2 separate regions of the Homo sapiens genome follow, and region 1 is linked to region 2. Evidence: chromatin contacts called from ENCODE Hi-C or POLR2A ChIA-PET data. All regions are on one chromosome and are shown on one strand. The core of a region is the stretch at or near the end of the contact, and the rest is flanking DNA. Distances in the headings are between cores, read along the strand shown.

Evidence for each region. Hi-C counts contacts between places; a loop is a spot of excess contacts on that map. ChIA-PET counts read pairs that join two places held with the same protein, here RNA polymerase II (POLR2A).
Region 1: a map of mesothelial cell of epicardium shows a loop between it and region 2 (27-fold over the local background). The contact joins two enhancer-like sites. A Hi-C loop is called at or near these places in 1 of 168 maps with a recorded cell type or tissue (mesothelial cell of epicardium). POLR2A ChIA-PET finds 5 or more read pairs at or near these places in 3 of 52 experiments (WTC11, activated CD4-positive, alpha-beta T cell and activated T-cell).

The regions. Positions count from the first base shown.
Region 1 is chr14:90,667,939-90,674,921 of GRCh38, forward strand. The region is part of intron 9 of TTC7B (tetratricopeptide repeat domain 7B); the gene reads right to left. Among named protein-coding and RNA genes, the nearest start is that of TTC7B-AS2, 26 kb to the right of the region's middle. Within about 2 kb of position 4,118, at least 3 of the 41 ENCODE cell types and tissues checked have a DNase peak (open chromatin) inside an H3K27ac peak, as active enhancers do.
Region 2 is chr14:90,423,531-90,429,861 of GRCh38, forward strand. No RefSeq gene overlaps it. Among named protein-coding and RNA genes, the nearest start is that of LINC02317, 28 kb to the right of the region's middle. Within about 2 kb of position 4,396, at least 5 of the 41 ENCODE cell types and tissues checked have a DNase peak (open chromatin) inside an H3K27ac peak, as active enhancers do.

The DNA of each region.
Region 1 (6,983 bases), core at 2,868-5,367, 240 kb after region 2:
CTGTGGCATGCTACTTTTGCACTGAAGGGGAACACACACATATGCATAGTGGCCTGTGGATTCATAGTCAGTCTTTAGAAGAATACACAAGTAACTTCTTCTTCATGTTTCCCCTTGGCTCTGTTGTAATACTTCCCTTGTGCAAATATTACCTGCTCAAAATAGATAATAAGACCAACCAAAAAAAAAAAAAAAATTGGTAGACTGTCAGTGAGGTGGGGCTGGACTTGCCCTACTGCTCCAAAAAGACAGAATAGGTAGAAATTACAAGGAAACTCATTTTAGATCAATCCTTTCTAATAACCAAAGAGGAATCGAACAATATATATTACCCATCAATTGCTGTGCTAGCTACATTATAGCCATTATCTTATTGAGCTTCCTAACAGTCTCTGAGGTAGGAGCTCAGAGTAGCCAAGTATATTTCTCAAAGTCTCACAGCTAGGAAAGGGCAGAGCCAGAATTTGAACACAGATCTCCCTGACTCCAGGGCTGAATTTTTTTTACTGTACAATGGGTACTTCCCTATATAAGGGTCAAGGATCATCTGCCAGAGTTATTATTTCATACAAAGGAGATTTTTACATTAGAAAGCAGATTATTAATGCCACCAATAACAATAGTAACATGCACTTCTTGCAGTAACATACATTATCTCTTTAATCATCACAATAACATTCCAAGGTAGATCTTATTATTATCTATGTTTTCCATATAAGGGGACAGGTTCAGCGAGGTAATGGAATCTGTTCAAGTTCATATTCAGCATGTAAAGTAGCAGAACTGAGATTATCACACAGGTCTGATGTTAAACTATGAGGCATTGTTGAGACGGCAATGTCATCCAAAGTGATCTATAAATTCAATGCATCCCTATCAAAATTTCAACTTTTTTTTTTTTTTTTTTTTTTTTTTTGCAGTAATGGAAAAGCCAATCCTCAAACTCATATGGAATTGTAAGGGATCCAGAAACAAACTGGAAAAAGAACAAAGTTAAAGGACTCATACTTTCTGATTTCAAAGCTTACTACTAAGCTACAGAAATTAAAATAGTATGGTATTACATAAAGATACATATACAGACCAAAGGAACAGAATTAAGATTCCAGGAAAAAATTCATAAATTTATGGCCAATTGGTTTTTGATAAGGGTGCCAAGTCCATTGAATAGGGCAAAGAATAGTTTTTTCAACAAATGGTGCTAGGACAACTGGATTTCCACATGCAAAAGAATGGAGTTGGACTCCTACCTCACACCATATACAAAAAAACTATAAATGGACAAACAGCTCAAATATAAGAGCAAAATTGTAAAATCCTTAGAGGAAAACAAAGAATTAAACCTTCATGACCTTGGATTTGGCAATGGATTCTTAGTTATGACACCAAAGGCATAAGCAACAAAATAAAAAATAGATACACTGGACTTAATCAAGATTTAAAACTTTTGCACATCAAAAGACATTTCAAGAAAGTGAAGCTGGGCATGGTAGCTCATGCCTGTAATCCTAGCACTTTAGGAAGCCAAGACGGGAGGATCACTTGAGGCCAAGAGTCTGAGACCAGCCCAAGCTGATTTCTACAGTCTCGTCTCTACAAAAAAAAAAAAAAGCAGGTGTGGTATCTCTAAAAATATAGCTGACCAGAGTTTATTATTTAGACTTTAAAATTGGCAAAAGACTTGAATAGTAGTTTCACCAAAGAAGATATACAAATGGCCAATAAGCACATAAAAAGATGCTCAACATCATTAGTTATCAGGGAAAAGAAAATCAATCCCACAATGAGATATCACATCACACCTACCAGAATGTCTATATTAATAATAATTTAAAAATAACAAGTGCTGGTGAAGAAGTGGAGAAATTAGAAACCTGTGTATTGCTGGTAGGAATGTAAAAATGGTACAGTCACTGTGAAAAACAGTCTGGCAGTTCCTCAAAAAGTTAAACATAGAATTATCATATGACCAAGCAATTCCACTCCTAGGTGCAAACCCAAAAGAACTGAAAAAAGGAACTCGGAAAACATGCTGTGTCTTTATGTGCAAGTGTTGATGTTGGCTGGGGACAGGAGAAGGAAGGAAAGTCCAAGGACAGTATTCACTGCAGCATTATTCACAATAGCCAAAAGGTGGACACAACCCAGGTGTCCATTGACAGATGAAGGGATAAACAAAATGTAACATATACATACAATGGAATATTATTCAGTCATGAAAAGGAATGAAGTTCTGATTAATGCCATCAGATATATTGTTATAACATGGCTGAATCTTGAAAACATTAGGCTAAGTGAAGCAAGCCAGACATAAAAGAGCAAGTATTGCCTGATTCCTTTTATATGAGGTACCCAAAATAAGCAAATTCATAAAGACAAAAATTAGATTAGAGTTTACTAGGGTATCGGGAAGGAGAGAATGAAAAGTTATTGCTTGATGGGTACAGAATTTCTGTTTGGGATGATGGAAAAATGTGGAAATAGATAGTGATGATGGTTGCACAACATCGTGAATGTAATTAAATGCAACGGAATTTTACACTTTAAAAAGGTTAACATGGCATATTAAAAAAAAATTTTAAACAAAGAACTAAAACAAAACCATGAGGTATATACCTAGATTCCTTGTTTCTCTGAACTATGCTACCCTAAGAGTTTAAACCCCTTCCATTCCTCCCAAACGTGTTGGCATTTTCATTGAGGACCACGTTAAGAAAGCAATGCTTAATTCAAAAGAACATTTCCATAATGGTGAGAATGGAGATCCCAGGGGCCATGTCAGAGGCTGACATTCTTTGGGGCAGGGTGTCATGAAAAAATGGTAAAGATGGTTCCTATTGAGCCGACTCACAAAGCTGGACCAGAGCTGGGAACTGTCCAGGTGCTCTGCCCCAAGCCAGGCCCATCCCTTACTCTGCTGCCCATTTTCCACTCAATGACCTTTAACCTTTGGGCCTGCCTGGGGAAGATACACTCCTTGCACATCTAGGGACCTCTAAAACCAAAGGAAAGGGGGCAGGATGAGGGTGCACACTGGCTTTGAAGCACTGGTGCATTCAGCAAGTTGTTATGAACCACCTAGCATTAGCCAAACACCCTGCCTTGATTTCTCAGAAGTCTACGGATCCATTTGTGTCATGCCCACTGATACCTTCTAGAAACCTTGGCACGTAGCTCAAGGCTGGGTTTCTACAGTACAAGCAGGACTGCACGCAATGCTGAACTTTAAACAAATGGTGGGCCTGGCAAGCAGACGTTGTTAGATGTGCAATGCTTTTCACTGTGCTCCCTGATTAAATAAGCATTTAGGTTAGGGAGGTGTAAATGTCCTTTTGGTACAATCACTAGTCAGACAGTTCTACCCACAGAACTATGGTGTTGTTGAGATTTACCACAAACACATGAATATGAGTTCAACAGGAAAGATAAAAATACCATTCCTGTCTTTAAAGCTGCCTTGCCTATGGAGGGGGGACACACACAACCTTCTAAAAGGACCCCATAATATCCTGTCGAAATGGAGCCATTAATAGTCAAATTCAAGAGACAAACCTCCTTAGCAGCTTGGGTTCATTCTGAAAAACAGAGGAAGCGGTGCTTGCTGCTTTACTTTTAATAGCGCAGGTTGTCATGCCAACTAGTGCTGCTGTTTAAAATGAAGAGGAAAAAAAGAAGTGTTCCTTCCTACACAAACCTTTCAGCAGGGCTCACAATTAGTCTTTAAAAACACAAAAACTCACAGCACTGGAGATATGGTAAACATTGTGCTTCTATTTAAACCTGTCAGAATGAGGATGTGATAAACCTTTGGTCTGTGTCTCCTTTGTACAATGCTCTTTGGCCAGCATCTGGCTGAAAAGTCCATAAGGAAAGAAAGGCACGATGATGTGGTGCACACAGAGGCGGCCGGTCTTGAGATGGGAGAGCAGCCTTCCATCTTGAATAAGCATAAGAGAAAGGCCAGCTTCCTTGAGAAAGAGAGGCTCTGCTCCCACTTACCCCTGTGAGCACAGTTATTAAAAGGCTGGGTCTGCACAACGCTGCACAACACACCCACTGCACAAGGGTGCCAAGGACAGGAGAGAGAGGAACATGTGCTGGCAGTGGCAGCAGAGGCGCCCCCACCCTCTGTGGTGCCCGTGGGCCCAGGTCAGCCAAGGAGAGGAGCCAAGAAGCAGGAAGACATGCTGTGCCCTGACGTGTAAGTGTTAATGCTGGTTGGGGACAAGAGAAGGAAGGAAAGCACAAGGACAGGGTGAGAAGGAGTTAAGACCTCTTCTCTCTCTCACAATTGACTGATGGTTTTATGAACTCTTCTGTCCACAAAAGCTTCCACCCATGTAAAAGAAGATCTAGCAAGGTTTCTGAGGCAAAGAGGACTTACTCACACACGAGCCACACGGTGATATGTCTAGATCGCATCTTCAAGGGGCACATGTAAAGTCTGCCAACAGGTTGTGGTGCTGACAATCAGGCCCCACACTTTCTTTCCAAGCTCCTCTCCTCCCACTTCTCCATGAGAGCAAGCCCTGGGTTCCTGTTCCCTTGGGTCCAGTGCCTTCACAGCTCCGCAAGCTTAAGGATGAAGAGGGTCTCTCTCCTCCTAGACCACTTAATGCCTATCAGGCCTTGAAGAGCCAATTCATATATCCATTGTTCATAATCTCTTACTGGCACTCCCAACCTATAAACTCTGCTGCAATTGGCCTATTCCATTCACCTGCCAATTAACATGCTTTGCACTATTATGTATTCTCTAATTTGATTATCTTTTTGTTTGTTTCTATGTGGTCTCCCTAACTAGAATGGAAATTTCTTGAAGGCAAAAGATCTTTTTGTATCCTTTGTTGCTTCCCCTGTGCCTAGTAACTCCTGTATATACAGTGGTAGTAACTGCAGCAGCATACAGTTGCCTCTTAACGAGCTCTAAGTGCTGGGCTCTGTTCTGAGTACTTTACATGGATTAATGAATATGCATCTCCCAACTGTCTGAGATATACATGCACACAATTATTACCCCTATTTAACAGGAAAAGAAACTGATGCATAGGAGGTTAATGATGTGCCTAGGCTCACACGACTGGTACATAGCAGACCCAGAGCTCAAACCAAAGCTCTCTGACTCTAGAGCCTGTGACACACTATGTTGATGACCTGAGTTTGGGGTTGAGGAGGCAGAGATGGGTGAGGTGCCAGTGGAGGAGAGAAGAGAGATAGGGAATATCCACAATAAAATGTGCAAGATACTGTCCCATTCAACAAAACTTACATAATGCACAATTTATTCATAAAGACAGATGTAAAGATTGCCTCTAAAATGTCAATTAGTCAACTATCTCAGGAGAGCTGGATTCTAAGGCACTTTTCTTTCCTTTTCCATATTTTGCATGTATTGTTTGATTCTCCAAGGAGCATGCAGGACTATTGCATATGGCGAAAAGATAAACAGTGAAGTCAATTTCATTATGGGCGGAAAGGAAAACAAAACAAAAAGAGAAAAAAGAAGGAGCGCGGGTCTGTCGAATATTTCTGAACAGAAGGATGGCATGTCTATTCCTGTGTCTCAGAAAGATCGCCCTGCTGACAGTGGAGGAAATGAAGACAGGGAAATATAACATATCTCTAAGACAAATGATAAAAATGATAATTACTAACATTTATGGAGCTCAGAGAAAGGTAATATAGGAAGTTTAAAATCCAGTTATCCTCACAACAACACTGTTCATAGTAGCCAAAAGGTAGAAACAACCCACATTTCCATCAGCTAATGAATGGAAAAACAAATTGTGGTAGATCTGTACAACGGAATACTATTCAGCCATAAAAAGAAATATTGATCCATGTTATAATGTGGATAACCTTGAAAACATTATGCTATGTGAAAGAAGCCAGACACCAAAGCCCAAATATTGGCTATTTATATTTATATGAAATACCCCAAATCAGTATCCATAGAAAAAAAAAGCAGATTAATAGTTGACAGGAACTTGGTGGGAGTGAGGAATGGAGAGTGGCTGCTTAATGGGTATAGGGTTTCTTATAGGGTGAGGAAAAGGTTTTGCAATTTGAGGTGATGGTTGCACAGTGGTATGAACGTACTAAATGCCACTGAATTCTACACTTTAAAATGGTTAGGTTTGTTACGTGAATTGTACTTCAATTAAAAAAAAAATCCAGTTACTCTTTTAAATTAAAGTCCTGAGAAAATGGAAAGGCAGATGAGGAGGAAAAAAAAGTGGATTCAGAAAAACCCCAGTAAATGAGGAAGTAAGACAAGTGGGACACCCAGAGTAGGATGTGGCCTCGGACAGAGGGAGGGAGAGAGGGCCCACACTCAGCAAAGGGTGGACCTAACCCCTATCTTCAGTAACTGAGCTATCCAACCATGGGCCAGGCAGCCTTGAGATGCTGTGAGCTTTCATCTTTCTCCTACAACATCGACCGTTTTAGTCGGATGATCTGAGACAACACAGTTGGTGAATGCTCGCTCCAATTGCCTAAGTGGTAGGCACAGGCAAGGCTGAAGCCAAGTATCCAACCCCTAGATAAGGCATGCAGAGCTTGTGCTGGGCCCGCCCCCGTCAGCACATGGGCCACAGCTGCTTGTCACACCTGGCAGCTCCAGGCTGGGGGCAGCTTGTGAGCAGGGGCCACACCTTGCTCCTGGCTGTATCCCTGGCCTTAATCAGAGCCCCTGGCACAGAAGAGGTGATAGTACATACATGTGTTGAAGAAATAAACATCTTCCATTTCATATATTTCATCAGTTGGTTGAGATTTTTAGAAGATAAAACACAGATATGGTATAAAATTCAAAAGGCTCTGGGGGAGATACAGTAACAAATTTGCCTTTCTTCTACCCTCCTATTCCAGCTTCCCCGAGGCAACCTTTGGCACTGCACCACCTTTTGCAATGTGACTAGGGGAGTGAAGTTCTGACTTGCAAAGGTTCCCGCAACTACACTACCCAGTCATTTGGGAGG
Region 2 (6,331 bases), core at 3,146-5,645:
GTCTCACCCCTGGCCGTTCCCTGCCCTGGCTCCACATCATCATGGGCGTCCCTGCCTCTGGCTTCCAGGCAGGGCTGGCCAAAGGGAGGCACCATGGGTGACTGAGGAGGGAGAGAGTGAGGCCAGGTGTTGATTGCCAAGTGGCAGCTGGGCTGTGCGTTAGCAATGGCTGTGTCCTTCAGTGAGGGTCCCAGCCTTTGTGGACAGCCCTTTCCTGCCGCTCTGGCTCAGGCCCACCCTTCGACCCCTTAAGGGCAGGGGCTGGTGCCTGTCTAGCCCTGGGGTGCTTCGACATTCTGTGTTGGTAGCCCTAACCCTGCCCATACCCTGTAGACAGCCCCAATCCCCCTGTCTGAGTGTGGCCCCTGTCGCCTGCCTGCCAGGACACTGGCAGTGTGTCCTGCCAATTTAGTGACATACCCACGAAACTGTATTTACGACATGGTGCATCAGGACGAGAGCTGACAGACACCATTTTGGAGAATGAGGGGAAGGGGCCAAAAGCAGAAAGCATCGTAAGTGGGACTCTGGGGACTCCAGCTGGCAAAATGGAGGCTCAACACCAGAACAGGCCCCTTTGGGAAGCGAGACCTCTGAGCATAGCAGTTTCCCAGATTCAGCTGGGGCCCTGGGGCTGAGGCTGCACAACCAGCTGAGGCCAGAGAACAGTGAGGGGGACCCCAGCCTGGCTCCCAGGAGGAAGAGCTCAAGGCTGCCCTTCACAGGCCCAGGCATTAGCGTGTCCAGGTGCGCAGACAGGCATCTCAGGAAGGCTGGGGCAGGGTGCCTGCTCCCACCCCGCCCCCGAACCCTGCAGCCTGAGACCTGGGCTTCTAGCAGGCACATGTGTTACTGGAAAGGGGTCCCGATTGAAGAGAGGGTTCTTGGATCTCATGCAAGAAAGATTTCAGAGTGAGTCCCTTGTGCAAAGTGAAAGCAAGTTTATGAAGAAAGTAAAGGAATAAAAGAATGGCTACTCCATAGACAGAGTAGCCCCCAGGGCTTCTGATTGCCTATTTTTATGGTAATTTTTTAAATTATATGCTAAACAAGGGGTGGATTATTCATGCTTCCTCTTTTTAGATCATATAGGGCAACTTCTTGATGTTGCCATGGCATTTGTAAACTCTCATGGCGCTGGTGGGAATGTAGCAGTGAGGAGGACCAGAAGTCACTCTCGTAATTGCCATCTTGGTTTTGGTGGGTTTTGGCCGGCTTATTTACCACAATCTGTTTTATCAGCAAGGTCTTTGTGACCTGCATCTTGTGCCGACCTCCTGTCTCATCCTGTGACTGAGAATGCCTTAACCTCCTGGGAATGCGGCCCAGTAGGTCTCAGCTTCATTTTACCCTGCCCGTATTTAAGATAGGGTTGCTCTGGTTCAAACACCTCTGACACGTGGACTCTTTGGAGCTCGATGGAATTGCCCTGAGCCTCAGGGAGACGTAGGAAGGGGAGTGAGGTCTACTTGAGGACTGTTCAGACTCCAGCTTTGCCCAGTCGGTGGTGAATCCTGGGGGGCAGCTCGTTACACTGGGGCTGCGGCTTGCCCCCTTCCCGTGCCTGGACTTTGATCCAAGCCTACTTAAGAAGCTGTGGAGAGCTGCCTTGGCCTCTCCAGAAAACTGGAGCGAACAAAGAAGCAAACTTACCAGTTACCATGGAAACCATCCAAAATTTAAAAGACTGAAACAACAGTTTAACGTTTCCAAAACCCTCCTGGTTTTTGTTTTTCTCTATTAAAAACAGACACACATACAAATCCCACCGTATCACATTAGTCTGATGAGACACTGGCCTGGAACGAGAGAAGGGTTCAGGATCTTAGGGGGCCATGCGGCTTATGGAATGCCTAGAATTAGTTTTAGGGATTTAAATCAAAACATGAATAACATTTAAAATGCAAAAATCTAAATCCTCGGGCTCCTCTGCAGATGAAACAAGGTAAAAGCTTTTTGCTGGATTAAAGGCAGCGATCATATGAGGGTGGGGAGGAGCTGGTGAAGCCAAATGGGCACTGGTGGAGGGAAGGCTGGGAGCCGAGGCCCTGCCCAAATCCCAGCTCTCGGCTCAGCCATCACTCCAGCCCCAGCTGGCCTGTTGCACTCTCTGTCTGCAGGGCCTGAGAGGTGAGGGGATATCCTCAGTGTTGCATGGGGTTGCTGTGGGTAAGTGGGGACTGAGCTCACTCACTCTTTGTGGAGGCCATCGGGTCACCGTCTAAATGCTGGGTCTGTACCAGGTATAGTGGCTCACGCCTATAATCCCAGCACTTTGGGAGGCCAAGGTGGCCAGATTGCTTGAGCCCAGGAGCTCGAGACCAGCCTGGGCAACATGGCAAACCGCATTGCTACAAAGAATATAAAAATTAGCTGGGCGTGGTGGTGCACGCCTGTAGTCCAGCTCCTCAGGAGGCTGAGGTGGGAGGATTGCTTGAGCCTGGGAGGTACAGATTGCAGTAAGCCAAGAGGTAGAATTTGCAGTGAGCCAACATAGTGCCACTGCACTCTAGCCTGGGTGACAGAGCGAAACCCTGTCTCTAAAATGAAATGAAATGAAATAAAATAAAATAAAGTAAAATAAAATAAATGCAGGGTCTGGCTGGGTGTGGTGGCTGAGGCCTGTAATCCCAGCTCTTTGGGAGGCTGAGGCAGGAGGATACGGACGCTGCCCTGGTGGGCCCCTTGCTGCCATTCCACACTGCTGGCGGGAGGAGCCCCAGGGTTTGCCCGCTGCCCTCTGCTTCTGGGAATGGTTTCCTTCACGTTCACAGGAAATCACCATCCTCCGGGCTCAACCACATGTTTGTATAGAACTTAATCCCTTCCCCAGTTCCAGGAGAGAGGCCTGATTTGCCATAGGGATTGGTTAAATGACAGGTAAGGATCCCAGTTGGGGCAAGTGACCTGCAATTAGATGCTGGCCTGGAGTTCTGTGAAAGAGACGCCTATCTTCCTCTGGCCTGGAACCTGGAAGTGTGATTTTGAGCCCTCCTGAGCCCACGAACGGGGAAACCTCCCTGGAGAAAGCAGCCTGTACTACCCAGCCCCACACCCAAATTCTTCAGTTATATGAGCCAATTCATTCTTTTTTTGGGCTGAAGCCAGTTTGAGTTGGTTTTATGATCATCCCCTCCTGAAAAAATTCTACTTGGGACAAACACTCAACCCTGGGCCTGGCTGGCATTCAAGGGTCTTGTCATCTCTCCCCTTCATTTTCTTTCCCTTCTTCCCACACTCCCACCGCTGCTCGGTGCTATTCCTTCACTCAGCACACGGATCCAGTCGGCCTCTTCCAAGCACTTGGCAGGAGTCCATCCACCAGACCGCTGCTGTCAGCACTCTCCCTGCCCGGAGTGCCTGCCCCACTTATTATCTACATACGGCTTCCTTAGCACTAAGTGCTACTCCTCTAAGTAGCTACTTACCTTCCAAGGCCTTCCTCCCTCGTCCAGTGAGACTTCCTTGCAAATCTCCCATGCATTGCCCTGGCTGCCCAAGTTTCTCGTCTGGCCTGGACGAAATACATCAGGTGGTACCAGAACCCTGATTATCATCCCTGATGTAGTTCAGCAGCTTCCCAGAACTTTTTTTGTGTGAGATAGAGTCTCTCTCTTTTGCTCAGGCTGGAGTGCAGTGGCGCAATCTCGGCTCACTGCAACCTCTGCCTCCTGTGTTCAAGTGATTCTCCTGCCTCAGCCTCCCGAGTAGCTGAGACCGTAGGCACCTGCCACCACGCCCGGCTAATTTTTTGCATTTTTAGTAGAGATAGTGTCTCACCATGTTGGCTAGGCTTGTCTGAAACTCCTGACCTCAAGTGATCGGCCCACTTCGGCCTCCCAAAGTGCTGGGATTACAGGTGTGAAATAGCTTCCTAGAACTTATTCTACGGAGCCATTCCGGCATGGGAGCTGTGCCTCAGGAGAGCTCTCCCCAGACCCTGGCCTCGCCCTGTTCAGAAAGGAGATGCAATGATCATTTCATACTCGTTTCCTCCTTTGGTCCCCACAACGACCCTGAGAGGTACAAGATTTCAATCTCACTTTAAGAAAAGGATCTTGAGGCCCAGAGCAGCCTAGTGACTTGTCCAGAGTCACACTTCCCTGCCCTTGTGAAAACAACGACCAGACCTGTGACCTCAAACCCAGGTGTTCTGATTCTACCCCACTGCGTTCCCTTGCTCTTTCGGCTGATGAGAGACAGATCTGAATGTGAGTGAGAGGCCCCAGGGGATGAGTGTGCATCGCTCCTTGGCTCTGCTGAGCCAAGGTGGCACCTGTCACCTCCTGGCCTGGCTGGTGTTCTTCCATCCTGGATCCGGCAGGCCAGCCTCATCCTGACCATGTTGAATCCCAGAGGCCTTGCCGGGGGGCCGTGCCTCTCCAGATGAACAACATAAATTCATGGAAATGTTTTCACAAGGGCGTTTTTCCTCTGCTGGCCTCCATTTCCTTGAAAAACACAGACTTGGAGGTAAACAGTCTTTGCTGTTGCAAGGGAGCAAATATAGACTTCCTTCCACATCCCCCACCCGGCAGCTCCGCTTCCTCCACCTTCCTTCCAGCCCCCTCCAAAGTCCCCAGGGAGGTCAGAGAGGGCGAGGCTCCAAGGATGGAGGGCGCCCCACAGTGGGGGGTGGCACCTGGAGCCCCGGATGCTTCTGTCTCACCAGAAGTTAGGGTCCCCAAGTACCTCCTGCCCGCTGACTCCCCCCACTCCCATCAGACTGGGTCTGATGCCCTGGAGAAGCAAAAGAGGGGGGCATTGCTGAAAGGAGGGGGTGTTGTCAGGCGAAAGTGGAGGCTCCATCCTAATGGGGGAAGATAATCTGTAGGCTTGAACTATGCTTTCTTCTTAATTCCAGACCCTGGAATTTGCTCATAAACAACACATCGTCAGCTCAATTCTTCAGCTTCTTGAAATTAAACACCCTGTTAGGAAGGATTTGAACGAACTCTCCTGACAGCACAGGGCAAAGTGAGAGGAATTACTTTGTCTATTTACTCTGTACACTTTATGCTTGCAAAATGCTCCAAAATGCATTTGATTTTGTCTCTGAGTTCCCCCACCCCGCCCCAAGATCCTTGTGGGGATGCATCCTTCTGGTAGTTCTTGGATACGGATTGGAGGAAAACAGTGGTGGAGTGACCCATCCTCAGCCACTTGCAAGATAGAGATCAACTTGATGGGTTTGCCTGGGCATATGGGATTATTGGTTGCAATTCTTCACTCCCTTGTGCTTGTATTATACACCCACATGCTTGCCACAGCCTCATGGGGCAGAGTAGATTTCCCTGCCCCACTGACATTGAGGTTGAGCATGTGACTTGCTTTGACCAATGGCAAGGAGACAGAAGGAACAGTGTACCAGTTCTCAGCCTGGGCCCCAGGAGACTGTGTGTTTCCACTTGTTCTTTGTTTGCTTTTTTTTTTTTTTTGAGATGGAGTCTCGCTCTCTTGCCCAGTCTGGAGTGCAGTGGTGCGATCTTGGCTCACTGCAACCTCTGCCTCCAGGGTTCAAGCAATTCTCCTGCCTCAGCCTCCTAAGTAGCTGGGATTACAGGTGTGTGCAACTACACCTGGCTAATTTTTGCATTTTTAGTAGAGACAGGGTTTCGCCCTGTTGGGGAGGCTGGTCTCGAACTCCTGACCTCAGGTGATCCATCTGTCTCAGCCTCCCAAAGTGCTGGGATTACAGGTGTGAGTGACTGCACCCAGCCTCCACTTGTTCTTTGCACTTCTGCCATCTCTGTAGCAACCATTTCCCCTGTAGCCCCTTTAGCCTGGGCCCCAGAGTGAGCACATAGCAGGCAGAGTCTTGCCCCAGTTGACCTGCAGACCCTCGAGTGAGGGTAAATGATGGCTGTTTAATTCTCTGAGTTTTGGGGTGGTTTGTTACACGGTATATCATGACAGTAGCTGACTGATACAAGTATGCAGTAGAAGTTCTGTAGATAGTAGGTGATTGATAAATGGCACCATTCCTGGCACACGTGTTACATCCAAATTTACAGAGCATCTGTTTGTTTTGTTTTGTGTGGCACTATGATATCTTAGGTGCTTGGGAAACAGGTAATAAAAATCAATAAAATAATAATAATAACCAACCTTTATTAAGCACTTACTGGTTTCCAGGCATTGTGTTGATCTAATTTCATTTCCCCAATATTCCTATGAAGAAACTGAGGAAACCGGGGCTTTGAGAGCGTAAATGGCCTATTCCAGATCATATGGCTGGAAAGACCCAGTCCCTGTTCTCAGGAAACTCACAGTCTGGCAAAGAGGGACATGTTAGTGGCAAACACTCGTGCATGCTTATTGTCCAAGTATG